Linked DNA regions of Homo sapiens: region 2 is linked to region 1. Evidence: read pairs that join two places in POLR2A ChIA-PET (ENCODE). Cell type or tissue: GM12878. All regions are shown on one strand. Links, peaks and the distances in the headings refer to the core of each region. The heading gives the core; the rest is flanking DNA.

Region 1 (16,797 bases), core at 4,400-9,399:
GCAGTCAGCTGTCATCTGACAGAGGTTTCTTAGGAGAATGGGAGGGGTGCTGAATCCCCAGCCCTCTTCCTGGAAGGTAGGTGGGGGTGACCCCAGGGCTGTGTTTGAGGACGTGAGAAAGAATGACTCGCTGACCGGTTAGGACCTTCCCAAGCTTTCCTGAGCCAGACCTGGGAGAGGTTCCCACGGCAGACGATTCACATCCGAAGGCTAGGGGACTTCCCAAAGCTTAGCCCCAGAGGGCAGCTACGGAGGCGCCCACCTCTTAGAATGAAGTTGTAACAATTGTTGCATTTAGTCAGTGTGGGCTGAGTGCCAGGCCCAGGACTAAGAAGTTATGAACACTGCTTTATATCTTCCTCCCAACAAATCGAACACACAGGCTGCCTTTTCGTCCTTCAGACAGACCTCTCTCCAGCCTCCGGGACTTTGCACATGCTGTTCTCTCTGCTCAGCGTTCTCTCTTCCAGGTCCCCTCTGCTTCCGGGATCTTCACGGATGGCCCCTTCTCATTCTCTAGACTTGAAGTCACAAGTCACCTCAGGCAGGCCTCCCTCCACATGCCCCCCACCCCTCTACTTTCTTTATTCTACTCTCATGACACTTCTTGACTTTATTCATTGTTACTGGGATTTATTCATTGTTCTCTCTCTGCAGCTGGAACGGAAACTTGTACAATCAGGAACCTGTCCAGTTTATTTCCAGCCACGTTCCATGCTCCTCTACTTACCACTCATGTGGGAAAGTTGCTTAACATCTGTGCCTCCTTTGTCTGATGTATTCACTGGGTATGATGATATTTTTTTTTTTTTAAACAGAGTCTGGCTCTTGTTGCCCAGGCTGAAGTGCAATGGCGTGATCTCAGCTCACTATAACCTCCACCTCCCAGGTTCAAGTGATTCTCCTGCCCCAGCCTCCTGAGTAGCTGGGATTATAGGCATGAGCCACCATGCCTGGCTAATTTCTTTCTTTTTTTTCTTTTTTTTTGAGAGGGAGTCTCGCTCTGTCGCCCAGGCTGGAGTGCAGTGGGGCGATCTCAGCTCACTGCAAGCTCTGCCTCCCGGGTTCATGCCATTCGCCTCAGCCTCCCGAGTAGCTGGAATTACAGGCATATGCCACCACGCCTAGCTAAATTTTTGTATTTTTAGTAGAGACAGGGTTTCACCATGTTGGCCAGGCTGGTCTTGAACTCCTGACCTCAAGTGATCTGCCCTTCTTGGCCTCCCAAAGTGCTGGGATTATAGGCGTGAGCCACTGCACCCAGCCTTTTTTTTTTTTTGAGACAGAGTCTCGCTCTGTTGCCCAGGCTGGAGTGCAGTGGCTCGACCTTGGCTCACTGCAAACTCCACTCCCTGGGTTTAAGCGATTCTTGTGCCTCAGCCTCTCAAGTAGCTGGGATTACAGGCATGTACCACCCTGCCTGGCTATTTTTTTGTATTTTTTCACCATGTTGGCCAGGCTGGTCTTGAACTCCTGGACTCAAGTGATCCACCCACCTTGGCCTCCCAAAGAGCTGGGATTACAGGTGTGAGTCACTGCGCCTGGCCAATGATAATCATTCCTACTTCAGAGCAAACCCATGTAAAGTACTTAGAAAACAGTGTCTGGTGTGTGTGCACTCAAATGATATTCACTATTATTTATTATTAAGTGCACACCTAAAAAAACCTTCATGGAAGGAAGAAATGGAAGTTAACTGCCCCACTCTGGGCATATAACTCCATTAGTTCAAGTATTTATTCGTTCAACCATCTTTGTTGAGAATCTACCATGCACTGTGATTTCCCTCTCTGATGATTCTGCTTCCTCTCCCTTCCTTTCATAGGTGTTGGCCTCTAATAAATATCTTGCACCTAAAACTCTTTTTCTGTGTCTGCTTCCAAAGAATCCCACCTGAGACATGGAACAAACACTGACCCTCCCAGGACAATAAAGGGGAAAGGCACAAACGGAATGTAAATCTCCTTTTTCCCACCTCCCTCCTGTCCTATGATCTACTGTGGCCCCCCAGACACATGCACCTGTTCACCAGCAGGGTTTCTCATGGTTTTTATATTAATCCCTCAATGCCTTGCTTCCCTCTCTCTCCTGTGTTCGTTTTGTAGGGAGTAAGCTAGCAGCCCACACTAGTGTGTCATCTTATCACAAACTGGATCATTATGAACTTAATGACAGAACATAATAACAGCAACAAGAATGATAATTATAATAATGATGTTGGTGGTGGTGATGGTGATAATGGTGATGGTGATGATATTGATGATTATGATAGTGATGATGGTGATGATGAAGTTAATGATGGTGATGATGATAGTAATCCACAGTGATGATAATGATTATGATAATGGCAGTGGTAATAATGATGGTGATTATGATGGTGATGGTGATATTGATGATGATTATAATGGTGGTGATGATGATGGTGATAATGACGATGGTGTTGATGGTGATGATGCTGGTGATAATGGTGATGGAGATGATGACGGTGATAGTAATGATGATGGCGGTGATGACAATGATGATGATATTGACTGTGGCGATGGTGATAATGGCAGTGGAGATGATAATGGTGATATGATGATGGTGGTGATGATGATAATGAAGATGATGATGGTGATCATAGTGATGATGGTGGTGATGATGGTGGTGATCATGATGGTGATGACAATGATGGTGATATTGATGTTGATGATTATAATGATGGAAATGGTGATGGTGACGGTAATGGTGATGGTGGTGATGACAGTGGTGATGATGATGGTGATGATGATGATGGAGATGGCAATGGTGATGGTGATGATGGTGATGACAATGATGGTGATATTGATGTTGGTGATGTTGGTGATTATAGTGGTGGAGATGGTGATGGTGACAGTAATGATGGTGGTGATGATTATGATGGTAGGTAGGAGTAGCAACAATAATGCAATAATTATGTCCAGGCACATGATTCAATATTTCATCCATTGCTATCATTCCTCCAACAACACAATGAGGAAACAGAGACTCTGAGAGATGAAACATGATTCCTAGTCACAGTCACAGAGCTGAAAAGTGGAAGAGCCAAGATTTGAATCTCAAGGTAGTCAGTCTAAAGTGCATGCTTTTTCTGTCTCAGGCTTGTGGAGTTTGGAAATGAGGAAACAAGAAATGGCTGGTTCGAGTGATTCTCGTGCCTCAGCCTCCCAAGTAGCTGGAATTACAGGCACGAGCCATCACGCCTGGCTAATTTTTGTGTTTTTAGTAGAGATTGGGTTTCACCATGTTGGCTAGGCTGGTCTCGAACTCCTGACCTCAAGTCATCCACCTGCCTCGGCCTCCCAAAGTGCTGGGATTACAGGTGTGAACCACTGCTCCCAGCTTGCTTTCTAAGATTTCTTATATATAAAGTGTCCTTTGGCAAATATGTTTCAAATATTCTTTTCTTGTTTTTCTCTTCTAACATTTTGAACGTGGTTTCTGGCCCCTAGAAGCTTAAAAATTCTATCTAATCAAATTAATCAGCCTATTCCTTTGTGATTTATACCGTTGGTAAGTATTCTTTTAGCAGCGTGTTTTTGGAAATTTTCTACACTTAACTTTTTTTTTTTATCCATATAGTATTTATTTGGTTGTATGGGTTGACATGAAGGTCAAAGTTATTTTCTTCCAAATGTTTACTCAGTTGTCCAAGACCCATTTATTGAATAAGTAGCTATTTGCATTCTGATTTAAAGTTGTTCATTTATAAATACAAATAGTTATCCATATTAGGGTCTGCTTAAGGATTTTCTGTTCTTTTCTTTTTAATCTCTCTCTCTTCTTGTCTGTATCATAGTGATAGCTTCAAAATATTCTTCCCAACCAGGAATATTTATTTGTTTAGTTTCTTAGATTCCTTAAAATTTTGTGATTTCATTCATATAAGTCTTATACAATTATTATCAATTCTATTCCTAGTTTATACATATTTTGGGCTGCTATTATAAAATAGTTCATTTCCCCATTATATTTTCTGATTATGGGTAGTCTATCAGAAAGCTATTAATATTTAAGTATTTTGTACCTTGTTGTCTTTCTAAATTCCTGTTAACTTGAATAGTTTTTCAGCTAGGTTTTCTAGGGCAAATAGGTTAATTATCGGTAAATAAAAATTATCTGAGGCCCTTTTCTCTTAGTACTACTATTTCTTTTTGTGTGTGTGTGCTATACCATGCTGGTCAGGACATCTAAATGTTAACTGATGAAATCAGAAATTCTAATAATGACAACATATTACTTCCCTAATTGTAACAAGAAAGCTTGTGTTTCCTTGTTATTTATTTTTATTATTATTTTTTTAAGACAGAGTGTCGCTTTGTCACCCAGGCTGGAGTGGAGTGGCATGATCTTGGTTCACTGCAACCTCCACCTACTGGGTTCAAGTGGTTCTCCAGCCTCAGCCTCCTGAGTAGCTGGGATTACAGGCGCATACCACCATGCCTGGCTAATTTTTTTTATATTTTTAGTAGAGACGGGGTTTTACTATGTTGGCCAGGCTGGTCTCAAACTCCTGACTTCAAGAGATCTGCCCACCTCAGCCTCCCAAAGTGCTGGGATTACAGGCGTGAGCCACCACACCCAGCCCCCTTGTTATTTATTTTTATTTTTATTTTTTTGAGATGTAGTGTCGGTCTGTCACCCAGGCTGGAGTGCAGCGGCATGATCTCAGCTCACTGCAGCCTCCATCTCCCCAGTTCAAAACATTCTCCTGCCTCAGCCTCCCAAGTAGCTGTGACTACAGGTACACACCACCACTCCCGGCTAATTTTTGTATTTTTAGTAGAGACAGGGTTTCGCCATGTTGCCCAGGCAGGTCTCGAATTCCTGACCTCAAGCAGTCTGCCCGCCTCAGCCTCCCAACGTACTGGGATTATAGGCATGAGCCACTGCACACGGACTCCTTGTTAAACATGATGCAGTGATTGAGGTAGAACCACTTATTATCCAGAAAATATAATCTTTTCCTATATTTAACAATTCATAGCACTAGCTACCATTTACTAGGTTCTTACTATTAATATTCGTCAGGCATTTTTCTAAGCACTTTACAGAAATTATTTCACTTAATTCCTGCAGATAGCCTTCAGAGGTAGGTACTAATATTATTTCATGTGCATAGGAGAAAGCATAGGCTCAGAGAACCCATGAAAAACCAGAAAGTGGAAGAATCAGAATTTAAACACAGGCAATAGAACTCCGGTGTTTACCTGGGCTATACTGCCCCCACTAGACAATAAAAATATCCTCCCACTACTAATTTACTAAACTTTTATATCAGAAATGGATAAAGATTTTATCAAACAATGGCTGAGCAGTGTGGCTCATGCCTATAATCTCAGCACTTTGGGAGGCCGAGGTGGGCGGATCATAAGGTCAGGAGTTTGAGACCAGCCTGGCCAACATGGCAAAACCCTGTCTGTACTAAAAAAAAAAAAAAATTAGCCAGGCGTGGTAGCACGCGCCTGTAATCCCAGCTACTTGGGAGGTTGAGGCACAAGAATCGCTTGAATCCAGAAGGTGGAGTTTGCAGTGAGCCGAGATGGTACCATTACACTCCAGCCTGGGCAACAGAGTGAGACTTCATCTCAAAAAAAAAAAAAAAAGAGATTTTATCTAACAACTGTTTGACTTCTTTGGAGATGAACAAGCACTATTTTTTTTTCTTTTACCTACAGACAGTGAGTTTTATTTAAAAGATTTCCCAGTGTTAAGAAGGTGCTGGCCAATGGAAAAAAAGAGAGTTCCAAATTTGTAGCATTTGCCAATTCCAGTGGTGTAAATACTTCCACTGTGGGTGATTCAAGCTACCCAAGATGATGGCACTAAGGGTAGGTTGGGAAGAGATGCTGCCCATTGGCCAGTGTGACCCATTCTGAGCCAGTTCCAACACATTGCTGCCTACATTGATTCATACATGTGTTCCTGGTATAGACCTCTAGGGTCTTAAATAAAGTCTATTCAAGAAACAGAAAAAGAAAAATTCAATTATCTAAACAACAGAAAGGTGGCCATAAACTCGGATGTAGTTTTATTATTTATTAATAATTTTTGTTAATTATTTTTCTTAATTATTTATTATAATTTATTAATTATATATCATTTATTATTTTAATACACACATATATTCAATAGAGTGCATATAGTGTGTTACTACCTAACACCACTTATGGTGTATATAGGGGGACCTCATAATCAAGCACATTAATATTTCAGCAGAGAAAATCCATGAATATTCATATAGGTGTCATAAATAATATAAATAGACAATATCACTTTTAGTGAAGTTGGTTACCAACTTAGTTTTGGTGCCAAATTTATGCCAAATATTTGTTGTGCCCAGAGCATTTAGGTTTTCAGAATTATCGAAAAGAGTCTGTGAACCTTAGCCGGGCATGGTGGTGTGTGCCCGTAGTCCCAGTTACTTGGGAGGCTGATGTGGGAGGATCGCTTGAGCCCGGGAGGTGGAGGCTGCTATGAGCTACGATCGAACCACTGCACTCCAGCCTCAGCAGCAGAGTGAGATCCCGTTTCAAAAAAAAAGAGTTAGTGAACCTAGTTTTATTTAATTAGCTGCGTGTGTGTGTGTGTGTGTGTGTGTGTGTGTGTGTGTATCTATGAGAGAGAGAGACAGAAAGAGAGACAGAGAACTTGGTCTTAAAAATTTTTTGGTAGATAGTCAGGTTTTGTACCAGGATTGAGCTGTTTATAGAATGATTAGGAAATTTCTCATCTATTTTAGGAATCTTTATCTATTTCTTGAACTTTTGAAGTTTAATGAGTCCATAAACCTTAGAAATCTTTATCTATTTCTTGAACTTTTGAAGGTTAAATGATTCCATAAACCATTTGGGATTGACCTTTTTGGAGGTTATTTTTCATAATATCTTTAGTTTCTTTCGTCATTATTTAGTTATGCATTCAGTACCTCTATTCCTTCTTGAATTAATTTTGATAATTTACATGTTTACAGAAAGCTCAGTTTCATTGAGATTTTTTAAATTTCAGCATAGAGTTGTATATCATACTCTTTTATTTTAAAAAACTCTAAATCTGCGTTTATAGCCACCTTTCTGTTGTGGCAAATTGAATTTGTTTTCTTTTTCTGTTTCTTGAATAAACTGGCTAGAGTTTATTCAAGAAACAGAAAAAGAAAACAAATTCTATTTCCCAAATTTTTTTCTTTATTCTAGCGTTTTTATGTGTTTTAATGGATAAAGTTCCACTTTTGTTACCCAGGACAAATTCCTTTCTCAGCTTATTTCTCTAGGACTTCTTGAGTTGAATGCTTCAGAGGTTTATTGACTTCCATAGTATCACAGTGAAAGGAAGATCTCATTTTCTGAGATGTAGTAGAAAAGTGGGTCAAGGGAAGTAAACTTTAAGCTGGGTTTTGACGGGTGAATAAGAGTTTTCCAGGAGGAGAGGTTCTTTTTGGTTGAAATAGCTGACAGTGGCAGAGGAATGAAAGACCAGCTGTGTTTTACTTTATTTAAAAATTGTTTTCTTTTTTATTTTCTACTCAAAAGAGAACTGGAGTGCCAGCTGAGTTTTAGAAAGAAGCACCAGTATGATAGGGTCGAATGTACCAGTGAATGGTACAGACTTCCATTTGTAAGAGTATATTTATTTGTGTAGTTGTTTGATTCAACCGTAACCTCCAAGAGGGCAGGGACCATTTTCTAGCGCCAACTCCAGGACCTGGCTTTCCCAGCCCAGTAATGGGAGGAGCACCCCATGGATTATTATGTACTTAAAACAAAGAGAATTCCGTGGCTGTAGTGATGAGAATGGACTCTAGGGGGCAGGAGTGGACACTAGGCCATCAAGGAGGAGGCAGCTGCCTCAGGTTGGTACAGGTGGGACATGAAGGATTTGGAGAGAAGTGAACCAGGCTGGGAGCGGTGGCTCATGCCTGTAATCCCAGCACTCTGGGAGGCCGAGGCGGGCGGATCACCTGAGTTCAGGGGTTTGAGACCAGCCTGGGCAACATGGTGAAGTCCCGTCTCTACTAAAGATACAAAAATTAGCCAGTTGTGGTGGTGCATGCCTGTAATCCCAGGTACTCAAGAGGCTGAGGCAAGAGAATCGCTTGAACCCGGGAGGCGGAGGTGATAGTGAGCCAAGATCGTGCCATTACATTTCAGCCTGCATTTTCTAGTATTTCATATAAATAGAATCAAGGTGCATGTGCTAATTTTTGTCTGAGCATACAGTATGCTCACTCAACATAGTGATTTTGAGATTTATCCATGCTGTTGTTGGTGTCCATAGTTTGTTCTCTTTTTTTAATTTATATATACATATTTTTTGAAGCAGGGTCTCACTGTGTTGCCCGGGCTGGAGTGCAGTGGCACGATCTTGGCTCACTGCAACCTCCACCTCCCAGGTTTAAGCAATTCTTCTGCCTCAGCCTCCTGAGTAGCTGGGACTAAGGGCATGCCACCAAGTCTGGCTAATTTTTGTATCTTTAATAGAGACAGGGTTTCACTATGTTGAACAGGCTGGTCTTGAACTCCTGACCTCAAGTGATCTGCCCGCCTTGGCCTCCCAAAGTGCTGCGATTACAGGCATGAGCCACCATGCCTGGCCTATTCTCTTTTTTAATGGTTAAGTAATAATGTTCCATTGTTCAAATATACCATAGTATGTTTATTTATTCTCCTGTTGATGGACATTGGATTTGCTTTTATTTGTTGGTGAATATAAATGGAGCTATGAGTATTCACCTGCAAATCTTTGTATGGATATATACTTTTACCTGTCATAGGTCGACAATCAAGATTGGAATGGTTGATTTGTACAGTAAGTGTGTGTGTAACTTCTCAAGAAACCACCAAAGTGCTTCCAAAGTGGTTGTATCATTGTACATTCCCCTTAGCTGTGTATGGGAGTTCCAGTTTCTCCACATCCTTGACAGCAGTTGATAGTGTTATTTTTAGTCTTAGCCATTCTAGTAGGCTTATAGTGGTATCTCAATTGTGGGTTTAATTTGTTTTTTCTTAATGAATAATGATGGTAAACACCTTTTCGGGTGTTTATTTGCCATCTCTATATCTTCGTTGGGGAAGTGCCTGTTCAAATCTTTTGCACGTTAAAAAAAACTAGATTGTCAACAATATTAGATTTGTTCTCCTCCTCCTCCTCCTCTTCCTGTTCCTGTTCCTGTCCCTCTTCCTCTTCTTCTTCCTCTTCTTTTTGAGACAGGGTCTTGCTCTGTCCCCTAGGCTGGAGTGCAGTGGCACAATCACAGCTCATGGCAGCCTCGACCTCCTGGGCTCAAGGGATCCCCCTGCCTCAGCCTTCTGAGTAGCTGGCACTACAGGCATGCACTACTACACCTGGCTAATTAAAAACAATTTTTTTTTAAATGTTAGGAGAATTGCTTGAACCCAGGAGGTGGAGGTTGTGGTGAGCCAAGTTCACACCACTGCACTCCAGCCTGGAGACAGAGCGAGGTAGAGATGAGGTCTTGTTATGTTGTCCTGGCTGGTCTTGAACCCCTGAGCTAAAACGTTCCTCCCACCTCTGCCTCCTGAAGTGCTGGGATTACAGACGTGACCCACCACGCCTGGCCAGATTTGTCCTCTTACTGTTGAGTTGTAAGAGTTCTTTACGTGTTTAATATCCATGCCCTTTGTGGGGATACATGCTTTGCAAATATTTTTTCTCGATCTGTGCTTGCTTTTTCATTTTCCCACTGGTATCTTTTGAATAGCATGAGTTTGAATTTTGGTGAAAGCCAATTATCAGTCTTTTATAGATTGTGGTTTTGTGGGCCCTGTTAGGATACTGCCATTTTACAGATGTTGAAACTGAGGCTCAGAGAGAGAAAACCTTTTTGTGTGTGTGTGTGTGTGTGTGTGATGGAGTCTCACTTTGTCACCCAGGCTGGAGTGCAGTGGCGCGATCTCAGCTCACTGCAACCTCCACCTCCTGGGCTCAAGCAATGCTTCTGCCTCAGCCTCTTGGGTAGCTGGGATTACAGGCGCCCACCACCACACTCGGTTAATGTTTTGTATTTTTAGTAGAGATGGGGTTTCACTATGTTGGCCAGGCTGGTCTCGAACTCCTGACCTCAAGTCATCCACCCGCCTCGGCCTCCCAAAGTGCTGGGATTACAGGTGTGAGTCACCATGCCTGGCCAGGAAACCTTGTCCAGGTCTCTCTGGCTGCTCGAGAGCACCCCAACCCCATGCCAACTGGGACAGTGCCTCTGATTCCCTGCCCACAAAGAGGGTTTGGACCCCAGGATGTCCAGATTGTGCCAAGATTCCATGTGGAAGCTGCACTCCTATCCTAAATTGGCCTGGGCTCTGGGGCATGGTGGGCCTGGTTTCTTTCATCCTCCCTTCCCAAAAAGCAAGAAACAATCAATTCAGGAACATGACCATTGTTTCTGGCCTCTGTCGGGATTCTTGGAATCTTCATCCCTGGTTCCCATCTCTCTAGAAGATGGAAAGGGGCACTCCTTTATTCCATAGGATTAGTTTGCCTCTCTGAGATCTCCCGTGTATAGCTGGAACCCGCAAATCACTAATGATGATTCTGAGGTTTTTCAAATATCCCCTTCCTCCACTTACATGAGGTCCCTAGAGTCATCAGATTCATGGAGATAGAAAGTAGGACAGTGGGTGCCAGGGGCTGGGGAGGGGGGATGGGGAGTGAGTGTCTCATGGAGACAGAGTTTCAGTTTGGGAAGATGAGAACGTTCTGGAGATGATAGTGGTGATGGCTGGACAGCCATGTGAATGCACTTAGTGCCACTGAACTGTGCACTGAATAATAGTTACAATGATACATTTTATGTTATGTGTGATTTGCCACAAGTAAAAATTTAAAAAATTGCTGTATTGAAAAAAGCAATACTATATAGATATATACATTATATATATACACATTATACACACACACACACACACACACACACACACACACATATTTTGAGACAGAGTCTCGCTCTGTCGCCCAGGCTGGAGTGCAGTGGTGTGATCTCGGCTCACCGCAACCTCCGCCTCCTGGGTTCAAGTGATTCTCATGCCTCAGCCTCGCGAGTAGTTGGGATTACAGGCACCTGCCACCACACCCGGCTAATTTCTGTATTGTTAGTAGAGTTAGGGTTTCACCATGTTGGCCAGGCTGGTCTCAAACTCCTGGCCTCACGTGATCTGCCCACCTCGACCACCCCAAGCGTTAGGATTACAGGTGCAAGCCACCATGCCCAGCCTTAGCAATACACATTTTAAAAAGAAATGACACAAAAATGTAGAACGTGGAAGTCTCCTGTAGTGATCTCAACCACTATGAATATTTGTATATCCTCCTAGAATGCTATAAACACACACACAGACAACTACATATGTATTGCCTTATGTTCTTTATCTACACCCAAATAAATATATAATACCCACATTTTGTGAAAATGGGATCACGCTTTATACTTTTTTGCACTTTTAACCCATTAATAGATCTTGCTCATTTTTCCATGTCATTGCATAGAAAACAAGACTTAGAGTGTTACTTTTAAAAAATGGTATATTATTATTATTATTATTATTATTATGTAAATTACTTTTTTTGAGACAGGGTCTTGCTCTTTTGCCCAGGCTGGAGTACAGTGGTGCCATCTCGGCTCACTGCAACCTCCGCCTCCTGGGCTCAAATGATTCTCCTGCCTCACCCTCCCGAGTAGCTGGGATTACAGGCACGTGCCACCATGCCCAGCTCGAGAGCAGCCTGGCCAACACGGTGAAACCCCGCCTCTACTAAAAATACAAAAGTTATCTGGGCATGGTGGCGGGCGCCTGTCATCCCAGCTACTTGGGAGGGTGAGGCAGGAGAATCATTTGAGCCCAGGAGGCGGAGGTTGCAGTGAGCCGAGATGGCACCACTGTACTCCAGCCTGGGCAAAAGAGCAAGACCCTGTCTCAAAAAAAGTAATTTACATAATAATAATAATAATAATAATAATATACCATTTTTAAAAGTAACACTCTAAGTCTTGTTTTCTATGCTTTTCCTGAAAAATGAGCAAGATCTATTAATGGGTAAAAGTCAAAAAAGTATGACGAATCTCTAGTTCGTCAGCCTCCAAGTAGCTGGGATGAAGGCGCCCGCCACCATGCCCAGATAACTTTTGTATTTTTAGTAGAGGCGGGGTTTCACCGTGTTGGCCAGGCTGCTCTCGAGCTGGGCATGGTGGCACGTGCCTGTAATCCCAGCTACTCGGGAGGCTGAGGCAGGAGAATCACTTGAACCTAGGAGGTGGAGGTTGCAGTGAGCCGAGATCGCACCACTGCACTCCAGCCTGGAGACAGAGCGAGACTCTGTCACAACTGGGGTGTAGCTGCTATCGGAATCGGGATGGTAGAGGCCGGGGTGCCATTCAATGTCCTCCCATGCACATAGAATGGTCCCTATGCAAAGAATTATGCAGTCCCAAGTATCCACAGTGCTGAGGCTGGATAACTCCATTCTAACGGAATGAACTCTACTTGGAGTCATTTTATTTCTTTCTTTCATTTTTTTATTTTTCTGTGCTGTTGAACACATTCCCGTCTCTGGGCCAAGGAGAGGGACGTGTCTTTCCATTTAGGGCAGGGCCGGCTGGGTGATAAGCTGACCCTTCTCTACTCAGAATAGAGCCGGCTTATCAGCTCCTGTTTGTTTTGGCCTTGCCTGGCGGGTGGATAGAGGATGTGACTTCAGAAGTGACCTTCGGGTTCTCTTGGTTTGGAACATGCATGCATTGAGGTCTCTCTCAGACAGACCCAAGAACTGTAAAGCCGGAGCTGTTTTAGGGGGTTGGTTGGCTGCTGATGGTCTGGTGGTGATCACGGAGATGATGATTTTATGACTGGGGTTGTTCATGATTGTCTATTTTTTGTTGCAATTTAGAGAAGACATTTTTTTATCCCCCTGTGGATGGTCTCGAGACATAACCCCTGGCTGTTGTTTTTCTTTTTTTAAAATTTTAACTTTTGGCCGGGTGCGGTGGCTCACGCCTGCAATCCCAGCGCTTTGGGAGGCCGAGGCGGGTGGATCACGAGGTCAGGGGTTTGAGACTAGCCTGGCCAACATGGTGAAACCGCGTCTCTACTAAAAATACAAAAAATTAGCCGGGCATAGCGGCAGGTGCCTGTAATCTCAGCTACTTGGGAGGCTGAGGCAGGAAAATCGCTTAAACCCGGGAGGCGGAGCTTGCAGTGAGTCGAGACCCCACCACCGCACTCCAGCCTGGGTGACAGAACGAGACTCCATCTCAAAAAAAAAAAATTAACTTTTAAGTTCAGGGGAAAATGTGCAGATTCGTTATATAGGTAAACTTGTGTCATGGGAGTTTGTTATATGGATTATTATGATTTTTTTTTTTTTTTTTGAGACACAGTCTCACTTTGTCGCCCAGGCTAGAGTGCAATGGTGTGATCTCAGCTCACTGCAACATCCACCTCCCAGGTTCAAGCGATTATCTCACCTCAGCCTCCTGAGCAGCTGGGATTACAGGTGCCCACCACCATGCCTGGCTAATTTTTGTATTTTTAGTAGAGACAGGGTTTTACCATGTTGGCCAGGCTTGTCTCAAACTCCTGACCTCAGGTGATCCGCCCGTCTTGGCCTCTCAAAGTGCTAGGATTATAGGCATGAGCCACCGTGCCCGGCCATATACCATATTTTCTTTATCCAGTCTATCGTTGATGGGCATTTATGTTGATTCCATGTCTTTGCTATCGTGAATAGTGCTATAATGAACATACACTTCCGTGTATCTTTATGATAGAATGATTTCTATTCCTCTGGGTGTACACCCAAGGTTTGGGCCCAGGGATAGTCAGGGAAGTCTTCCCACAAGAAGTTAGCATTAATAGACAAATAAGAGTTAGCTGGGCCAAAGAAGAGACCTTTTAGGGAGAAGAGCAGCACATAGAAAAGTTAGGAGGCTGAAAAAAGTTTGTTCTGTTCACTTCTGCAATGGTTTATTGAATATGACACAAAATGGCTGGGCATGGTGGCTCACGCCTGTAATCCCAGCACTCTGGGAGGCCAAGGTGGGTGGATCACTTGAGGCCAGGAGTTCGTGAAACCCCGTCTCTACTAAAAATACAAAAAAATTAGCTGAGCGTGGTGGCGTATGCCTGTAGTCCCAGCTACTTGGGAGGCTGAGGCAGGAGAATTGCTTGAATCCAGGAGGCAGAGGTTGCAGTGAGACGAGACTGCACCACTGCACTCCAGCCTGGGCGACAGAGTGAGACCCTGTCTCAAAAAATAAATTAATTAATTAAAAAAAGAATATGACACAAAAGTATGGGCAATAAAAGCCAAAAATAGACAAATGGGATTACTTCAAACTTAAAATTTTTTGTGTGTCAAAGGACACAATCAACAAAGCGAAAAGGCAACCTACAGAATGAGAGAAAACATTCGCAAATATATACCTGATGAGGGGTTGGTATCCATAATACATAAGGATACCTTCTGCAATTCAACAACAAAAATCCAATAATCCAACTAAAAACTGGGCAAAGGACTTGAATAGACATTTCTCCAAAGAAGATGTATAAATGGCCAATAAGGACATGAAAAAGATGCTCGACATCATTAGTCATTAGGGAAATGCAATGATATATTGCCTCACACACACATATACATGCATATATATATCCTCGTAAATATATATGCTGATATATATTATATATCATATATGTATGGTATATATCAGAGCTCAGGAGTTCAAGACTAGCCTGGGCAACATAGCGGGACCCCTTCTTTACAAAAAATACAAAACTTAGCCAGGCTTGGTGGCACATGCCTATGTCCCAGCTAGTCAGGAGGCCAAGGTTGGGAGGATCACTTGAACCCAGAAGGCGGAGGTTGCAGGGAGCTGAGATCACGCCACTGCACTCCACCCTGAGCGATAGAACCAGACCTTGTCTCAAAAACAAAAAGGAGGCCAAGCATGATGGCTCATGCCTGTAATCCCAGCACTTTGGGAGGCTAAGGCAGGCAGATCACCTGAGGTCAGGAGTTCGAGACCAGCCTGGCCAACATGGTGAAACCCTGTCTCTACTAAAAATACAAAATTAGCCAGGCATGGTGGCACATGCCTGCAATCCTAGCTACTCGTGGTGCTGAGGTTGGGAGGATTGCTTGAACCCTGGATGTGGAGGTTGCAGTCAGTCGAGATCATGCCACTGCACTCCAGCCTGGGTGACAGAGTGAGACTCCATCTCAAAATAAAAATGAAAACAAAAACAAAGATAGCACTTGTACCCAGTAAATTTACACAAATAAAAAATATATATATAATCTATGTGACTAATAACACTATATATGATCGAATATGCTAATATAATAACACTGTATATATGATTATATATATATGATATATATTAGAAAATAAGAAGTGTGGGGGAAGATGTGAAGAAGTTGGAAATTCCCATTATTGGTGGGAATGCAAAATGGTGCAGCCACTGTGCAAAACAGTATGGCGTTTCCTCAAAAAAGTAAATAGAATCATCCTATGATCCAGCAATCCCACTTATGTGTATATATCCCAAGGAGTTTAAATTAGACTATCAAAGAGATATTTGCACACCCATGTTCATAGCAGCACTATTCACAACAGCCAAGAGGTGGAAGCAACCCAAGTGTCCATCAACAGATGAATGGATAAAAACAACGTGGTATATCCATACAGTGGAATATTATTTAGCCATAAAAAAGAAAGAAATTCTGACACATGCTACAATGTGGATAAATCTTGAGGACGTCATAGCTCAGTGAAATTAGCCAGTCTCCAAAGGACAAATCCTGTATCATCCCACTCATATGAGATTCCTAGAGTTGTCAGATTCATAGAGAGAGAAAGTAGGATAGAGGGTGCCAGGGGCTGGGGAGTGGGGGTGGGGAGTGAATGTTTCATGGGAAGAGTTTCAGTTTGGGAAGGTGTGAAAGTTCTGGAGATGGATGGTGGTGATGGTCACTCAACCAGGTGAATGTATTCAATGCCACTCAGCTATGCACTTAAAAATGGTCAGGATGGCCGGGCGCGGTGCCTCACACCTATAATCCCAGCACTTTGGGAGGCCAAGGTGTGTGGATCACCTGATGTCAGGAGATCGAGACCAGCCTGGCCAACATGGTGAAAACCTGTCTCTACTAAAAATACAAAAAATAGCTGGGCATGGTGGCGGGTGCCTGTAATCCTAGCTACTCAGGAGGCAGACGCAGGAGAATCCCTTGAACCCGGGAGGTGGAGGTTGCAGCGAGCCAAGATCGCGCCATGGCACTCCAGCCTGGGCAACAAGGGCAAAACTTTGTCACACACACATACACACAAACACACACACAATGATTAGGATGGCTGGGCGTGGTGCTCATGACTATAATCTCAGTACTTTGGGAGGCCGAGGCAGGCAGATCACCTGAGGTCAGGAGCTCGAGACCAGCCTGGGCAACATGTAGTGAAACCCCATGTCTACTAAAAAATACAAAAATTAGCTGGGCATGGTGGTGCACACCTGTAGTCCCAGCTACTTGGGAAGCTGAGGGAGGAGAATCGCTTGAACCCGGGAGGTAGAGGTTGCAGTGAGCTGAGATCGCACCACTGCACTCCAGACTGGGTGACAGAGCAAGACTCCAACTCAAAAAAAAAAAAAAAAAAAAGATGGTTAGGATGGCCGGGTGCTGTGGCTCATGCCTGCTGTAATCCCAGCACTTTGGGAGGCTGAGGTGGGTGGATCACTTGAGGTCAGGAGTTTGAGACCAGCCTGGCCAACATGG
Region 2 (16,797 bases), core at 6,769-11,768, 80 kb after region 1:
TTGTTTTTTCTTTTTGAGACAAGGGTCTCAACTCTGTTGTCCAGGCTGGGGTGCAGTGGCGCAATCTTGGCTTACTTCCGCCTCCTGAGTAGCTGGAATTCCAGGCACGCACCACCATGCTGGCTAATTTTTGTATTTTTTGTAGACATGGGGTTTCACCACGTTACCCAGGCTGGTCTTGAACTGCTGGGCCCAAGCAATCCACCTGCTTCAACCTCCCAAACTGTTGCATTATATTATAGGTGTGAGCCACTGTGCCAGCCAGGATTGGAATTATTTATTTATTTATTTAGTGAGATGGAGTCTTGCTCTGTTGCCCAGGCTGAAGTGCAGTGGCGCAATCTCGGCTCACTGCAACCCCTGCCTCCCGGGTTCAAGTGATTCTCCTGCCTCAGCCTCCCAAGTAGCTGGGACTACAGGCGCCCACCACCACACCCGGCTAATTGTTGTGTTTTTTTTGTATTTTTAGTAGAGACAGGGTTTCACTATGTTGGCCAGGGTGGTCTCGAACTCCTGACCTCAGGTGATCCTCCCACTTTGGCCTCCCAAAGCGCTGGGATTACAGGCGTGAGCCGCCATGCCCAGCCCTTATTTATTCATTTTTATTTTATTTTAAAATAAAATAAATTTTAAAAATTTGATTGAAATTTTTTAAACAAACTTTTCACTTTGGAGATGATTGGATTTTGTAGAGCAGGAAAGAACAAGTACCCTAGAGAGTATGTTTCTGGGCTCCCGGCTCCTCTTCCGGGGGTTGAAGATGAATTGCCGTTGGCCTTTGTAAAAGAGGAGAGATTGTTCCAGATTGGAGTGGCAGAGATGTGCTTTGGTTTGGGTGGCAAGGATCACAAAGAAAGAAGATGAGGTTGGGTGTGGTGGGTCATACCTGTAAACCCAGCACTTTGGGAGGCCGAGGCAGGAGGATCACTTGAACCTAGAATTCGAGCTCAGCCTGGGCAACATAGCAAGACCCCATCTCTACAAAAAATTTTAAAAAATTAGCCAAGCATGGTGCTGTGTGCCTATAGTCCCAGCTACTCAGGAGTCTGAGGTGGGAGGATCGCTTGAGCCTGGGACTTTGAGGCTGCAATGAGCTATGATTACACCACTGTACCCCAGCCTGGGTAACAGAGTGAGACCCTGTCTCAAAAACAAACAAACAAAAACAGAAGGAAGGAAGGAAGGAAAGAAAGAAAGAAAGAAAGAGAAAAGACAAGACAAGAAAAAAAAAAAAAAAGAAAAGACAGGGTGAGAGGGAAGGGTATTCGGGTGGATGAAATGGCAAAGAGAAGGCCAAGAGGCGTTTTGTGGGCAAGAGTGAAGAGGGTGCCTCATGCCGGGAAGGGAGGCTTGGACCAGTGCAGGGTCCTTATGGGCTCCAATGCCGTCATGAAGGTCACACAGGGGCTGTGTTTAGGAGGGGCTGTTTCCACCAATACTGAGTGGACAGCCTTGCTGAGCCAGGCTTTTTGTTGCGTCCCCGAAGTCCTTGCTGAGTCAGGGAGGAAGTCAAAGTAACTATCAGGTTAGATAAGCTGATGGGTGGGCAGAAAGTGTTTTGGTGGGTTCAAGGCTGCGCTGAAAGATGGTAGACCAGTTGACCGTGTGGTCACTTGGCTGCCCCAGAGATGATGCTGTCTAAATCTTGAGTGGTGAAGATAACGAATTTACAATTCCCACCATTGCCTGGCTTCCTGGAGCGGGTGGGTGCGGGGACCGGGGAGGGGGGCCGGGGGAGGCTGAGGGCTATCAGTTGAAACTGACCTTTTGGCCCAATCCTTTTGGGAAGAAGGCGGGTAGAGTTAAAATCCATCGTAATGGAAAGGCGGCTTTCCCTTTGGCTGTCTGCTAACTTGGTGACTGGCCTGACAAGTTTTTCTTTTCCTTCCTCCTACCTGATACTCACTGACCGGTTACTTCCCATGTCACCCGACCCTTTGTCAGAATTAAAATCTGTTCTTTGTGACTGAACACCTGAAATGCCCCGGGGAGGACCCAAGGAAGTCAGCGAGCGCCTGTGCGTCAGGCTGGCAGCCCAGGTCCTTCAGTGATCTGTTTCTCTCAATGCGCCTGTGTCAGATAGAACCGTGCATTTCCCAGTAAAAGGAGGTGATGTGTGTGCTGGAGTTTCAAGATTGTACCCCTTATCCTATCTCCCCTTTCCTCTGTCTTCCCTCTCTACTTTTTTATTTTGTTGTTTGTTTGTTTGTTTTTGAGATGGGGTCTTGCTCTGTCACCCAGGCTGCAGTGCAGTGGTGCGATCATAGCTCACTGCAGCCTCAGCCTTTTGGGCTCAAGCAATCCTCCAGCCTCAGCCTGGCCAGTAGCTGGAACTATGGGTGCATGCCACCACGCCCAGCTAATTTTATTTACTTATTTACTTATTTATTAAAGAGATGGAGTCTTGCTATGTTTCCCAGGCAGCTCACAAATTCCTGTCCTCAAGTGACCCTCTCGCTTCAGCCTCCCCCATTAGCTAAGACTACAGGTGCGCACCACCATCCCTGGCTAATTTATTTTTTAAATTTTTCTTTTTGTAGAGATGGGGATTTTGCTATGTTGCCCAGGCTGGTCTTGAACTCTTAGACTCAAGCAATCCTCCCACTTTGGGAAGCCCAAAGTGTTAGGATTACAGGTGTCAGCCACCAGGCCGACCTGTTTGCTCATTTTTCCTTTTCCTTTTTTCTTTTCTTTTCTTTTTTCTTTTTTTTTTTGAGATGGAGTTTCGCTCTGTCACCCAGGCTGGAGCACAGTGACACAATCTCGGCTCACTGCAACCTCTGCCTCCCAGGTTCAAGCGATTCTCCTACCTCAGCCTCCTGAGTGCTGGGATTACAGGGGCATGCCACCACGCCCGGCTGATTTTTGTATTTTTTAGTGAAGACGGGGTTTCACCAGGTTGGCCAGGCTAGTCTCAAACTCCTGGCCTCAAATGATCCACCAGCCTCAGCCTCCCAAAGTGTTGGGATGACAGGCGTGAGCCACCACACTCGGCCCGTTTGCTCATTTTTAAACATAAATGATGTCAAGAGTGGGAAGCAAACAAGAAAGTGTTGAAAGCATTGCTCTCCTCTGCTCCCTGGTTACCTATCATCCTGGGGCCCGAGGAGTGGCTGCAGATTGGGCCACCTTCCTCCAATCACAGGTTTGGGAAGTGGACCAAAGTCTTTCAACACACTGGACTTAGCATGATCATCAAATTTGCACTGGAGGGGCCAGGCACACGCCTGTAATCCCAGCACTCGGGGAGGCTGAGGCGGGCAGATCACTTGAGGTCAGGAGTTCGAGACCAGCCTGGCCAACGTGGTGAAACCCCGTCTCTACTAAAAATACAAAAATAAGCCGGGCTGGTGGTTGGAACCTGTAATCCCAGCTACTCGGGGGGCTGAGGCAGGAGGATTGCTTGAACCCGGGAGGTGGAGGTTGCAGTGAGTCGAGATCACGTCACTGCACTCCAGCCTGGGTGACAAAAGCAAAACCTCGTATCAAATAATTAAATAAATAAATAAACAAATAAATAAATAAAAAATTACACTGTAGGGCATGTGGTAGGTGAAGCCCACCATTGTCAAGTACCTACCTAGAGGGTTTGGGGTAGAGGGTCCTGTGGCTTCTTCTATTTTTTTTTTTTGGCGGAGTCTCACTCTGTCACCAGGCTGGAGTGCTGTGGCACGATCTTGGCTCGCTGCAACCTCCGCCTCCCGGGTTCAAGGGATTCCCCCGCCTCAGCCTCCTGAGTAGCTGGGACTACAGGCGCCCGCCACCACGCCCGGCTAATTTTTTTGTATTTTAGTAGAGACAGGGTTTCACCATGTTGGCCAGGATGGTCTCAATCTCTTGACCTTGTGATCTGCCCGCCTTGGCCTCCCAGGGTGCTGGGATTACAGGCGTGAGCCACCGCGCCTGGCTGTGGCTTCTTTATCCTAGAAGTTTCTTTGCCTCTCGTTTTGTCCCAGGCGAGGAGGGTCTTGGATCTTTAATGACTCCATGGCTTATTGAGTGTAGCCCAGAAAGAATGGTTGTTTAATAGGCTTTATTACCGAGTGTTTCCAAGGGCTTACCTGGGGAAGGAAAACATTTTTACTCGGAGGTCTGATAAGGATGGGCTTTAAAGCGCTGGCAGCTAGTCATGTCCACACGCGGTGTGCGAAGCACGGCGTTGTTTACTGACCACCTGCAAAGCCCGTCGGCTGGTGAACAAGGCTCTTGTCCCAGGCTGCCTCATTGGTGGTGATGATGTTAAGAGTTTCCTCATTTGCAAATAAATTGACTAACCTAGCAGACGGGTTTGATCCAAAGTGGTCAAGATTCCTTTTCTTTAAATTTGTTTTTTTTTTGAGATGGAGTCTTGCTCTGTCACCCAGGCTGGAGTGCAGTGGCGTGATCTCAGCTCACTGCAACCTCCTGGATTCAAGCGATTCTCCTGCCTCAGCCTCCTGAGTAACTGGGATTATAGGTGAACACCACCACGCCTGGCTACTTTTTTTGTATTTTTAGTAGAGATGGGGTTTCGTCATGTTGGCCAGAATGGTCTTGAACTCCTGACCTCAAGTGATCCACCCACCTCGACCTCCCAAAGTGCTGGGATTACAGGCGTGCGCCACTACGCACTGGCAAATTTTTGTATTTTCAGTAGAGACAGGGTTTCGCCATGTTGGCCAGGCTGGTCTTGAACTCCGGACCTCAGGTGATCCACCCACCTCAGCCACCCAAAGTGCTACAATTACAGGCGTGAGCCACCGCACCTGGGCTATTTTCACTTCTTTCGAAGTTATACCTAGGAGTGGAATCGCTGGGTCAGTTGGTAATTCTATATTTAATTAATGGAATCAAGATTTCTTTTTCTTTTCTTTTTTTGGTTTTACTTTAAAAAATTCTATCTTATTACATAAAAAAACCACAGGTTCAGAAAAGCCACACCAAACAAATGAATAGCCTAATGGTTCACTCTAACGTCAACACTCATATAATCCCTAACTCTGGTTGAGAAATAGTACTTTGCCAGAACACCCCCTCCAAAAGCCATGCCACGGACCACATCCTAGTCACAGGCCTCTTCCCCCAGAGTAGTCACTGTCCTGTCTTTTGTAGACATCACTTCCTTCTTTCTGTATAGTTTTATCACCCAAGTGTGAATCTGTAGACAAATATTTAGCTTTGCCCATTAAAAAAAAAAATTGATGGCCGGGCATGGTGGCTCATGCCTGTAATCTCAGCACTTTGGGAGGCTGAGGCGGGAGGATCACTTGAAGCCAAGAGTTGGAGACCAGCCTGGACAACATAGTGAGACCCCATCTCTACTAAAAATAAAATAAAAAATTAGCCGAGCATGGTGGTGCATGCCTGTAGTCCCAGCTACTCGGGAGGCTGAGGTGGGAGGATCGCTTGAGCACAGAAGGTTGAGGCTGTAATGAGCCGAGATTGCATATTGCACTCCAGCCTGCGTGACAGAGCAAGACCCTGGCTCAAAAATTAACACAATAAAATAAATTGATGTGTTTGTTTGGGTCTCTAGCAGTGGTTTTGAACTGAGGGTGATTTTTTTTGTCTCCCAGGGGACATTTGGCAATGTCTGGAGATATTTTTTGGTTGTCACAACTCCAGGGAATGTGTGTGTACTGCTTTCATTGAGCAGATGGAGGCCAGGGATGCCGTTCAACGTCCTGCAATGCAGAGACAGCCCAGCCACAAAGAATGATCCAGCCCCAAATGTCAATAGTGCTGAGGGGCAGAAAGCCTGGTCCACAGGTTCTCCCTCCATCCCTTTCCTTTTACCTTCTCTCTGTTGAAGAGCTGGGCTTTCTGGCTTGGGGTGCAGTCCCCAGTCTGAGTGTTGCTGATCGTACGTTCCTGGGACAGTTCTGCTTGCCCCTCTGAGCTCCAGACTCAGAGCTAGGGTCACACTCAGGTTCTACCTCTTGGACTGACTTTATTTAACAAGTACCATTTCAGCACTCTCTGCAGTCAGCTGTTTTCAAAGGCGACCATGCTTGATGCTGTTCGTTTGCACATGGCTCTGAGTGGTGGTGTGTTCTTTGATTTTTTTTCTTTTTCTTTTGTTTTAAAGAAAAACACACCGTTTTTTAAACACGGTTGCCCGAACTCTCATCTTCTTCCTCCCTGCCCTCCCTCCCTCCCTCCTCTCCTTCCTTCCTTCCCTCCCTCCTTCCTTCCTTTTTCTTTATTTCCTCCCTTCCTTCCTTCTCTCCCTCCCTCTCCCTTCCTCCCTTTATCCTTCTCTCTTTCCTTCCTTCCTTCTCTTTCTTTTCTTTCTTTCTTTTCTTCCTTTTCTTTCTTCTTTCTTTTCTTCTTTCTTCCTTGCTTTCTTTTTATTTCTTACCTCCCTTCCTTCTCTCCCTTCCTCTCTCCCTCCTCCTTCCTCTTTCCCTTTCTCCCTCCTCTTTCTTTTTCTCTCTCTTCCTTTCATTTTTCTCCCCTCCCCTCCCCTTCTTCTCCTCCCCTCCTTCCCCTCTCCTCCTTCCCATCCCCTCTCTTCCCTTTTCTTCCTTTCCTTCTTTTCCCTCCCTCTCTCTTTCTTTTCTCCTTTCCTTTCCTTTCCCTCTCTTTTCTTTCTTTCTTTTCTTTCGACAGGGTCTTGCTCTGTCACCCAGGCTGGAGTGCAGTAGCATGATCATAGCTAACAGCAGTCTGGAACTCCTGGTCTCAAGCCATCCTCCCACCTCAGCCTCCAGAGTAGTTGGGACTACAGGCCCCTGTCACCATGCCCAGTTATTTTATTTTATTTTTTTTTGAGACAGAGTCTGGCTCTGTTGCCCAGGTTGGAGTGCAGTGGTGCGATCTCAGCTGTCTGTAACCTCCACCTCTTGGGCTCAAGTGATTCTCCTGCCTCAGCCTCCTGAGTAGCTGGGACTACAGGCACCTGCCACCACGCCCGGCTAATTTTTTGTATTTTTAGTAGAGACGGGGTTTCACCCTGTTAGCCAGGATGGTCTCGATCTCCTGACCTCGTGATCCACCCTCCTTGGCCTCCCAAAGTGCTGGGATTACAGGCGTGAGCCACCGCGCCCAGCCGCTAATTTTTTTTTAATTTATTTTTTGTACAGATGGAGTCTCACTATATTGCCCAGGCTGGTCTTGAACTCCAGGGCTCAAGCAGTTCTGGCACACTAGCCTCCCCCAATTCAATGGGATTACAGGTGTACCCATTTTTTAAAAATGGGCCAGACTAAATATTTGTCTAGAGATCCATACTTGAGTGATAAAGCTATATGAGGTTCCATCTGGGAATTCGGTTCTGCGGTAAAACGGTGCCGACGGGCCTCCCTTTTTTTAGTGTCTGACAAACAGGGCACAGACCGAACTTCATAACAAAACTTTGTGTTCTTGACGAAGGCAAGTTTTGCTAAGAAAATTATTTTTATAAGCGAGAAAGGTATGAAGGTTATTTGCAAAGGAATTTTACTGGGGTGAGAAAAAAAGCAAGAGGTTTACCTTAGGATTCCTGGTGGTAAAGAAGATGGAATGGGCAGAAGACGTCATCACAGATGTCACGGGGAGAGCGATAGCTGAACCTCTGAAAGGAAAGAGGTTCCCAGGGAAGGATGAATTTGATGCAGGAAAAAAGTTAGAGGATGGTCTTAAATTTGTCAATGTAGTTCAGAGGAAAGTGTAATTCTTCACAGACTTTTAGTTTTGAAAGGATGGCTTCAAAAGATACTGGGGGACATGGGCGCAGTAACTCACGCCTGTAATCCCAGCATTTTGGGAGGCCGAGGTGGGCGGATCATCTGAGGTGGGGAGTTCGAGACCAGCCTGATCAACATGGAGAAACCCTGTCTCTACTAAAAATACTTAATTAGCTGGGCGTGGTGGCGCATGCCTGTAGTCCCAGCTACGTGGGAGGCTGAGGCAGGAGACCATCGCTTGAACCTGGGAGGCAGAGTTTGCAGTGAGCCAAGATCACGCCACTGCACTCCAGCCTGGGCAACAGAGTGAGACTCCGTCTCAAAAAAAAAAAAAAAAAAAAATTCTGGCCAACCGGGAATAGTCCAGGATAATCCATTCTTCAGAACTTGTTCTTGCTAACTCAGTTAAGTGTCGAATGGCGTGGGTTGTCTACTGTATTTTAGAGGACATTAGAATATTTATGAAGGGCTTTCCCAGGTTTACTCATAACTTCATTTTCCTCATGCTATTTGTCCCTTAAAGTCTTTCTGAAATCTTTCAGTTGCCACTTCTTCTGGGTGGGTGGGTATGTATGTTGAGGGTCATGCTTTTTTTTTTTTTTTTTTTTTTTGAGATGGGGTCTCCCTCTGTCGCCCAGGCTGGAGTGCAGTGATGTAATCACACCTCACTGAAGCCTCAACCTCTCAGGCTTAAGTGATCCTCCCACCTCAGCCTCCCAAGTAGCTGGCACTACAGGCATGAACCACCGTGCCTGACTAATTTTTAAAAAATATTTTTGCAAAATTAGCCAGGCGCGGTGGTGCACGCCTGTAGTCCCAGCTACCTGGGGGACTGAGGTGGGAGGATTGCTTGAGCCTGGGAGGTTGAGGCTGCAGTGAGCCAAGATCATGCCACTGCACTCCAGCCTGGGTGACAGAGCGAGACCCTGTCTCCAAAAATAAAAAAATAAAAAATAAAAAATAAAAGATGGAGTCTTGCTGTGTTGCCCAGGTTGGTCTTGAACTCCTGGGCTCAAGTGATCCTCCTGCCTTGGCTTCCCAAAGTTCTGGAATTATAGGCATGAGCCACTGCACCTGTCTGGGTCCTGCTTTTGGTAGTGATATAGAACCAACTTAGTGAAATTCTAGAATGACGCTGTCCACTAAGGTAGCTCTGCCAGCCACAGCCACATGTGGCAATTTAAGTAGAAATTCATTAAAATTAGATATTTGTCCCTCAGTTGTACTCACCATATTTAGACAATGCAGACAGACAATGTTGCTATCACTGCAAAAACTTGTATTGGGTACCTCTGCCTTAGAACTTTTCATTCCATGATGAAAGATTGTTCTGGAGTCAGACAGGCCTGCATTTGAAGCCTATATCTGTTTTGTGACCTTGGGCAAATTGTCTAGCTTTTCTGAATGTCTGTTTTTTCTTCTATCATGAGGACATGATAAGGGAACCAGTCTCCAAGGTTTTCCTCAGCTTTGAACTGGTATATCCCCTCTTTCGATAAAAATAAAAATCCAGTTCCTCTTCCCTACTTGGAGTTTGTTCTTTTTTCCTCTAAATATAAAATATACCGTTGAATGTTTTTTCAACCTCTCCACCCCTTGAGAGTCCCTGGAATAGAGAGGAAGGAGTGGCTTGGGAAAGTTGATCACAACAAAGAGGCTATTATAGGTACATCTAATCGAGAAGAGGAACAAGGAAGGAGTAGGTGTGTTGACCGGGGCTCAGAGTGTCTTGTCTGTGGGTCACCAAGAATGAGGAATGTGTCAGCTCCTTCCTGGCTTCTCCTCTCTGGGAACAGAGAACAGTGCATTGCAGCTTAAGTGGAGTAAAATGGGTGTGGGTTTGGAGGAAGTGGATTAAGGATGGGGAAGGGGCCGTGGGAGAGAACCCCAGCCTGAGTTTGTCTTCCTGGCTCAGCACTGAGTGTCTCAGTCAACACATGAATGCCAGTAATGGGAATCTATTTGGATTCACTTAAGCCATGAGGTGGGGGCAGTGTGTTAACTGGGGCAACACAGGGCTCTCAGCTTGAATCAGCTAGCTTTTGCTGTGTAGCAAACCACTCTGAAACACAGACCTTGGAATTTATATTCAAGTTTAATCATGGAGCTTGTATCAGCTAGCTTTTCCTGTGTAGCAAACCACTCTGAAACATAGAACTAGGAACTTGTATCCAAGTTCATTCATGGAGCTTGTATCAGCTAGCTTTTGCTGTGTAACAAACCACCCTGAAACATACAACTTGGAACTTGTTGTATCCAAGTTCAGTCATGGAGTTTGTATCAGCTAATTTTTGCTGTGTAACAAACCACCCTGAAACATAGAACTTAGAACTTGTTGTATCCAAGTTCAATCATGGAGCTTGTATCAGCTAGTTTTGCTGTGTAACAAACCACCCTGAAACATAAAACTGGGAACTTGTTGTATCCACGTTCAATCATGGAACTTTTATCAGCTAACTTTTGCTGTGTAACAAACTACTCTGAAACGTAATGGCTTAATCAACAATCATGTACTTAGCTCATGATTCTTTGGGTCGCTGGGCAAGTTTTCTTGTTTAGACCCACCAGCTGACCACAAACACAGGCTCTTTTCTCTCTCATGTCTGGGATCAACCAGTGGGTTGTCTGGTAGCTGGATGGTCTAGCATGGCCTCACTCACATGTCTGGTGGTTGGTGCTGGCTGTCAGCTGGGAGGCCTTGGTTTTCTTCCCTGTAGCTGCTCATCCTCCAGTTGGCTAGTTTGGGCTTAGATTACATGATAGTCTCAGCGTTCCAAGAGTGGCAAGAGATCAATTTCCAGTACAAAAGTGCCTTTTGAGTTTCTGTTTGCATCTTGTGTGCTAACATCCCATTGGCTAAGGTGAGCTGGGAGGGAAAGGGAGAATATAGTCTTTACCTGTTGATGGAAGAGGAAGAATTTGTGGCCCTGTTTGCCATCTGCCAAAGAACCCTGGAGTGGGAAACAGTGGGGCTCATAAAACATTTTTTTAAAAACCTCTTATTTTAGGTTCATGAGTACAATAACATTTTAATCAGAATTTGGAGCTCAATTGGACATCAGGACTGTGTATGGTGTGACTGAGGACATTAAATGATTTTTTTTTGAGTAGGAATTTAACTTTATGAATTCCACTTGTTGAATAACCAATTCCTTCCCCAGTAATTCTTGATGTTTTCTTCATCAGGTATTAAATTCAACCAAAACCATGAATTTGCTTTTGGGATATCAATTCTATTTCAAGTCCTCTGTGTCTTAATCTTATCCCAGTACCATACTGTTTATAGATTTAGAATATGTGTTTTTTTAGTTTTGTTTTTGTTGTCGTTTTGTTTTTAAAGAAGTGGGGCTCGGCTGGGCGTGGTGGCTCATGCCTGCAATCCCAGCATTTTGGGAGGCCGAGGTGGCTGGATCACTTGAAGTCAGGAGTTCGAGACCAGCCTGGCCAACACAGTGAAACCCCGCTACTATAAATACAAAAATTAGCCGGGCATGGTGGCACATGCCTGTAGTCCCAGCTACTTGGGAACCTGAGACAGGAGAGTTGCTTGAACTTGGGAGGTGGAGGTTCAATGAGCCGAGATTGTGCCACTGCACTTGAGTCTGGGTGACAGAGCGAGATTCTGTCTTCAAAAAAAGAATGGGGGCTCACTGTGTTGCCTAGGCTGGACTCAAACTCCTGGGTGCAAGTGATCCTCCTTAGCCTCCAAGTTGCTGGGACTACAAGCTCATGCCTGGTAAGAACATGCTTTATAAAGTGGCAAATCTAGTTTTTTCCCTATTACACCTTTTAGAAGAGTGTTTCCTTTTCTGGTTGAACTAAATATTTCCCTCCTCTCACTCTCATATAAAACCCATTGAGGGCTGGGCGCGGTGGCTCACGCCTGTAATCCCAGCACTTGGGGAGGCCGAGGCAGGTGGATCACGAGGTCAGGAGATCGAGACCATCCTGGCTAACACGGTAAAACCCTGTCTCTACTAAAAATACAAAAAAATTAGCCGGGCATGGTGGTGGGCACCTGTAGTCCCAGCTACTCGGGAGGCTGAGGCAGGAGAATGGCGTGAACTTGGGAGGCGGAGCTTGCAGTGAGCCGAGATCATGCCACTGCACTCCAGCCTGGGCGACAGAGCGAGACTCCATCTTGAAAAAAAAAAAAAAAAAAAAAGCAAAAACAAAAACAAAAAAACCCATTGAGATATTGATTTAAAAATTTAATTAAAAACATAACCCATTTCCCAGAGGAAAAAAAGTGCAGCTCGCTGCCAGCACTCCTTTAATTTTACATAAACATGTTCTTTGAGGCTGAAGCAAATCTGACTGATTTTCAATATGAGAAAATATAAAACGGTTCTTGGAGTTATTTCTAAACAGAACTTGTCTCTAATCTTAATGTAACAGAAATGTCTATAATGTTACATTAGGATTAGAGAATAGATTATTCTTGGGACAAATGGAAAAATGGGTTAAAATCCATAAATTAAGAAATCAATACTTTCGTATTTTTCCTTTCCGGGCAGGTATGGGATCTCCTTTTCCATTTGCTCAAATCTTTTTTTTTCTTTTTGAGACAGAGTCTCGCCCTGTCACCCAGGCTGGAGAGTAGTGGCACGATCTCGGCTCACTGCAACCTCTGCCTCCCAAGTTCAAACAATTCTTGTGCCTCAGCCTCCTGAGTAGCTGGGATTATAGGCACACACCACCATGCCCGGCTAATTTTTGTATTTTTAGTAGAGACGGGGTTTCACCATGTTGGCCAGGCTGGTCTCGAATTCCTGGCCTCAAGTCATCTGCCCACTTCGGCCTCCCAAAGTGCTGGGATGACAGGCATGAGCCACTGCGCCCAGCCAATTTGTTCAAATCTTTTATATTGTCCTTTCTTCATCTTTATCCTGTATTATTTTTGTGACGATGGTTCCTGATTTCTGTATCACAGAGTTTTGTTGTGTTAGTTATGGCTACTATGAATAGCATATTTACCCTGAATCCAGATACTTTAGTGAAATTGATTGGTAGGTTTTTAAATTGTTTTATTCATTGTGTGCAATTTCGTCCTCTACAAATTATGGTCATTTAAAAAAATTATGTCTGCTCAGTTCTGGAAGCATGAAAAAAATTATGTCTAAAATCATACCTCTTGTTTCGGTTTTAAATCTTATTCTATTGACCAGGGCTTCTAGACTAACATTAAATATTTAACAATGGTATTATCCGACATCTATGTTTAATAGATTTCCTAATATAAAATCATCCTTGCTTTCCTGTGGTAAAACCTACTTGGTTGTGATGAATTATTCTTTCAGCATAACGTTGAATTCGATTTGCTAGGTTTGCTTTGTTTCGTTTTCTGAATTCTTGCCATCTGTGTTCATGAGTGAAATTGGGCTATGTTTTTGGTTGGTTTTATTTTGCAATGTCTTCATCAGTTTGGATTATTTATTGTGTTCTAGCCACATAAAATGAAATAGCAGGTAACTGAGTATTCATTGACAAATTTTATGGTGCCATAACTTTTGGGGGGAAGCAATTCTTTGATAACTTAAGAAAAAATTTAGGCCAGGTGCGGTGGCTCATGCCTGTAATCCCAGCACTTTGGGAGGCTGAGGCAGGTAGATCACTGGAGGTCAGGGGTTCGAGACCAGCCTGGCCAACATGGTGAAACCCCGTCTCTACTAAAAATACAAAAATTAGCCAGGTGTGGTGGCGCACGCCTGTAATCCCAGCTACTCGGGAAGCTGAGGCAGGAGAATCACTTGAACCCAGGAAGCGGAGGTTGCAGTGAGCCGAGATCGCACCACTGCACTCCAGCCTGGGCAGTAGAGCTAGACTGCATCTCAAAAAAAAAAAAAAAAAAAAAAAAAAAAACCAAAACAGTGTGTGACTGGCTGTGACGTAAGGCAGTCAGACCTCTCCTTCGAAATGGGCCGTGATTCATCTTTATTTTTGTAGGGCTGTGTCACGTTAGAACCACTACAGCAAAAGTTTTCATTGGAAATCTAATAATGTTTTTTTAGTCTGCCATCTGGAGTCTGTGCTCCTTGTATGTCTTTATTGTTCAAGACTAAGAGTGGTGTGTGTGTCTGTGTTGGGGGGATGGGGTTTGGTAATTTTGCTAACATGGCTCTAAGAATCTGTCCCGCTTCCCAAAACCTCATTTTTCTCTGCTTTAGCAGTAGCCCAACACTGAAAACAGGGTACTGCTTTTTTAGAGGAGTTCTGATTTGGATTCCTTTTCTTTCTTTTTTTTTAGGCCAAAATTTTCATTTATAAATAGCTTCTGTGGTACACAACATGCAAATATTTTTGGTTTCATGATATTACACCAGAGTTGCAGAGTTGTAGCTGTTTTTTTTTTTTTTTTTTTTGAGGCAGTCTCGCTGTGTCACCCAGGCTGGAGAGCAGTGGTGCGATCTTGGCTCACTGTAACCTCCACCTCCCGGGTTCAAGCAATTCTCTTGTCTCAGCCTCCTGAGTAGCTGGGATTACAGGCGCCCACACCACACCTGGCTAATTTTTGTGTTTTTAGTAGAGACGGGGTTTCACCATGTTGGCCAGGCTGGTCTCGAACTCCTGACCTCAAGTGATCTGCCCTCCTCCTCAGCCTTTCAAATGCTGGGAATACAGGCATGAGCCACCACACCCGGCTGAACTTTTATTATTTTAAAAACATTTTTATTTATAGTAAAAGTCACACATAAAATGAAATTTGCTGTTTTTAGAAAGAATGTTTAAAAAGATGTGTACCATGTTGCCCAGTACAGTGGCTATTCAGAAACAGCCATAGTACACCACAGCCTCAAACTCCTGGGCTAAAGGGATCCTCAAGCTTCAGCCTCCCAAGTAGCTGGGGCTACAGGAACACACCACCACATCTGGCTTGCCTCCTTCTCCTTCTCTTTCTCCTTTTCCTTCTCCTTCTCCTCCTCCTTCTTCTTTTTTTTTTTTTGAGACAAGAGTCTCACTCTGTCACCCAGGCTAGAGTGCAGTGGCATGATCTTGGCTCACTGCAATTTCTGCCTCCTGAGTTCAAAGCAATTCTCCTGCCTCAGCCTCCTAAGCAGCTGGGATTACAGGTGCATACCACCATACCTGGCTAATTTTTGTACTTTTAGTAGAGACGGGGTTTCACCATGTTGGCCAGTCCCGAACTCCTGACGTCCAGTGATCCTCCTACTGCGGCCTTCCAGAGTGCACAGGCATGAGCCACTGTGCCTGGCTTGTTTTCTTCTTTTTTTAAATTTAATGAGTTTAGGCAGGGTTTCTCAGCCTCAACAGTGTTAGCATTCTGGGCTGAACCCCTCTCCGTGGTGGGGACTGCCCTGTACATTACAGGAAGCTTAGTAGCATCCCTGGCCTCCACTCAATACCAGTAGCAACCCCAAGTCATGACAACCAAAAATGTCTCCGGATACTGCCAAGTGCTGGGATCACAGGCATGTGCCACCATGCCCAGCTGATTTATTTTTATTTTATTATTTTTGAGACAGTCTCGCTCTGTCGCCCAGGCTGGAGTGCACTGGCACGATCTCAGCTCACTGCAACCTCTGCCTCCCGGGTTCAAGTGATTCTCCTGCCTCAGCCTCCCAAGTAGCTGGGATTATAGGTGCACGCCACTATGCCTGGCAAAGTTTTGTATTTTTGTAGAGACGGGGTTTCACCATGTTGGCAGGCTGGTCTCGAACTCCTGACCTCCAGTGATCCACCCGCCTGGGCAATATAGCAAGACCCCATCTCTACCAAAAATTTAAAAAAATTTAGCCGGGGGTGGCGGCATGTTCTTGTAGTTCTGGCTACTCACGAGGCTAAAGTGGGAGGATCATTTGAGCCCAGGAGTTGGAGGCTGCAGTGAGCTACGATCACACCACTGCACTCCAGCCTGGACAACAGGGCAAGGCCTCATCTCTTAAAAAAAAAAAAAAAAACAAAATAAAATAAAAAGTGAATAAGTGAAAGTAATAAAATGTAAGATACAGTTGGAGTTCTCTTTGTCATCTTCCCTTGCTATATTCTCCTCCCTTCTTCCCAGAGGTAACAACTCTCTTAGGTTTGGTACATAAACTTCCAGCCCTGCATGTATTTTGACACATAACCTTGTACACACGTCAATGCCAGATACAGGTTCAGTATCCCTTATTCAAAATGCTTGGGACCAGAAGTGTTTCCCACTTGGGATTTTAGAATATGTGCGTATATGTAATGAGATACTGTGGGGCTGAGAACGAGGTCTAAACGTTAAATTCATTTATGTTTCATGTACATCTTATACACATAGCCTGGAGGTAATTGTATACAATATTTTCAGTAATATTGTGCGGGAAACAAGGTTTTCACCGCCCTGACTGTGACCTGTCACAAGAGGTCAGGAATGGAATTTTCTTCCACTGCTATCATGTCGGCGCTCAAAAAGTTGAATTTTGGAGCATTTAGGATTTTGGATTTTCGGGCCAGGAAATTTTGGAGCATTTAAGATTTTGGATTTTGGGTTATCTTCAGTTGTTCTTTAAATCTATTTATTTATTTATTTGTATTTGACAACGAGTTTCACTCTTGTCACCCTGGCTGGAGTGCAATGGCGCAATCTTGGCTTACTGCAACCTCCGCCTTGCCTCAAGCAATTCTGCTCTCTAGTGGCTCAGATTACAGGTGTGCACCACCACGCCTGGCTAATTTATGTATTTTTGTAGAGATGGGGTTTCACCATGTTGGCCTGGCTGGTCTCAAACTCCCGACTTCAGGTAATCCACCTGCCTCAGCCTCCCAAAGTGCTGGGATTACAGGCATGAGCCACCACGCCTGGCATAAATCTTTCTTTAAATCTTTCGCTGCTGTAATAAAATATACATCATAAAATTTGCCATCTTATTTATTTTTCAGTATACAGTTCACTGGTGTTAAACACTGCCATTTATATTGTAATACACTTTTGAGTATTCTAAATATCTGCATATATTGGGAAGCTAAGTAGTACTATCCCTTAGGAAGCCATTGTGTATTTTGCACGTAAAGCACATTTCAGTTCTGACTGGCCACACGTGGCTGGTCCTGCTGTAATGGATCTAGTCTTTAAAAATACTCCGCGAGAGCTTGCAGTGAGCTGAGATGGCGCCACTGCACTCCAGCCTGGGCGACAGAGTGAGACTCCGTCTCAAAAAAA

The links. Peaks named below come from ENCODE experiments on the same cell type or tissue, not always from the same donor. Only the 100,000 strongest peaks of a DNase experiment are listed, where the experiment ranks them.
Region 2: POLR2A ChIA-PET joins it to region 1 with 5 read pairs; 4 of 35 experiments call an interaction of 5 or more read pairs at or near these places.

Annotation. Positions count from the first base shown.
Region 1 is chr19:7,317,290-7,334,086 of GRCh38, reverse strand. No RefSeq gene overlaps it. Among named protein-coding and RNA genes, the nearest start is that of ARHGEF18, 23 kb to the left of the region's middle. RefSeq lists an enhancer at 181-280. In GM12878, for the core only: CTCF peaks have their summits at 5,248 and 7,827 (motif pointing right); no DNase peak of the experiment used is centred there.
Region 2 is chr19:7,239,946-7,256,742 of GRCh38, reverse strand. All of the region lies in intron 2 of INSR (insulin receptor), which reads left to right. Among named protein-coding and RNA genes, the nearest start is that of INSR, 46 kb to the left of the region's middle. In GM12878, for the core only: no CTCF peak of the experiment used is centred there; no DNase peak of the experiment used is centred there; H3K27ac peaks cover 771 bases.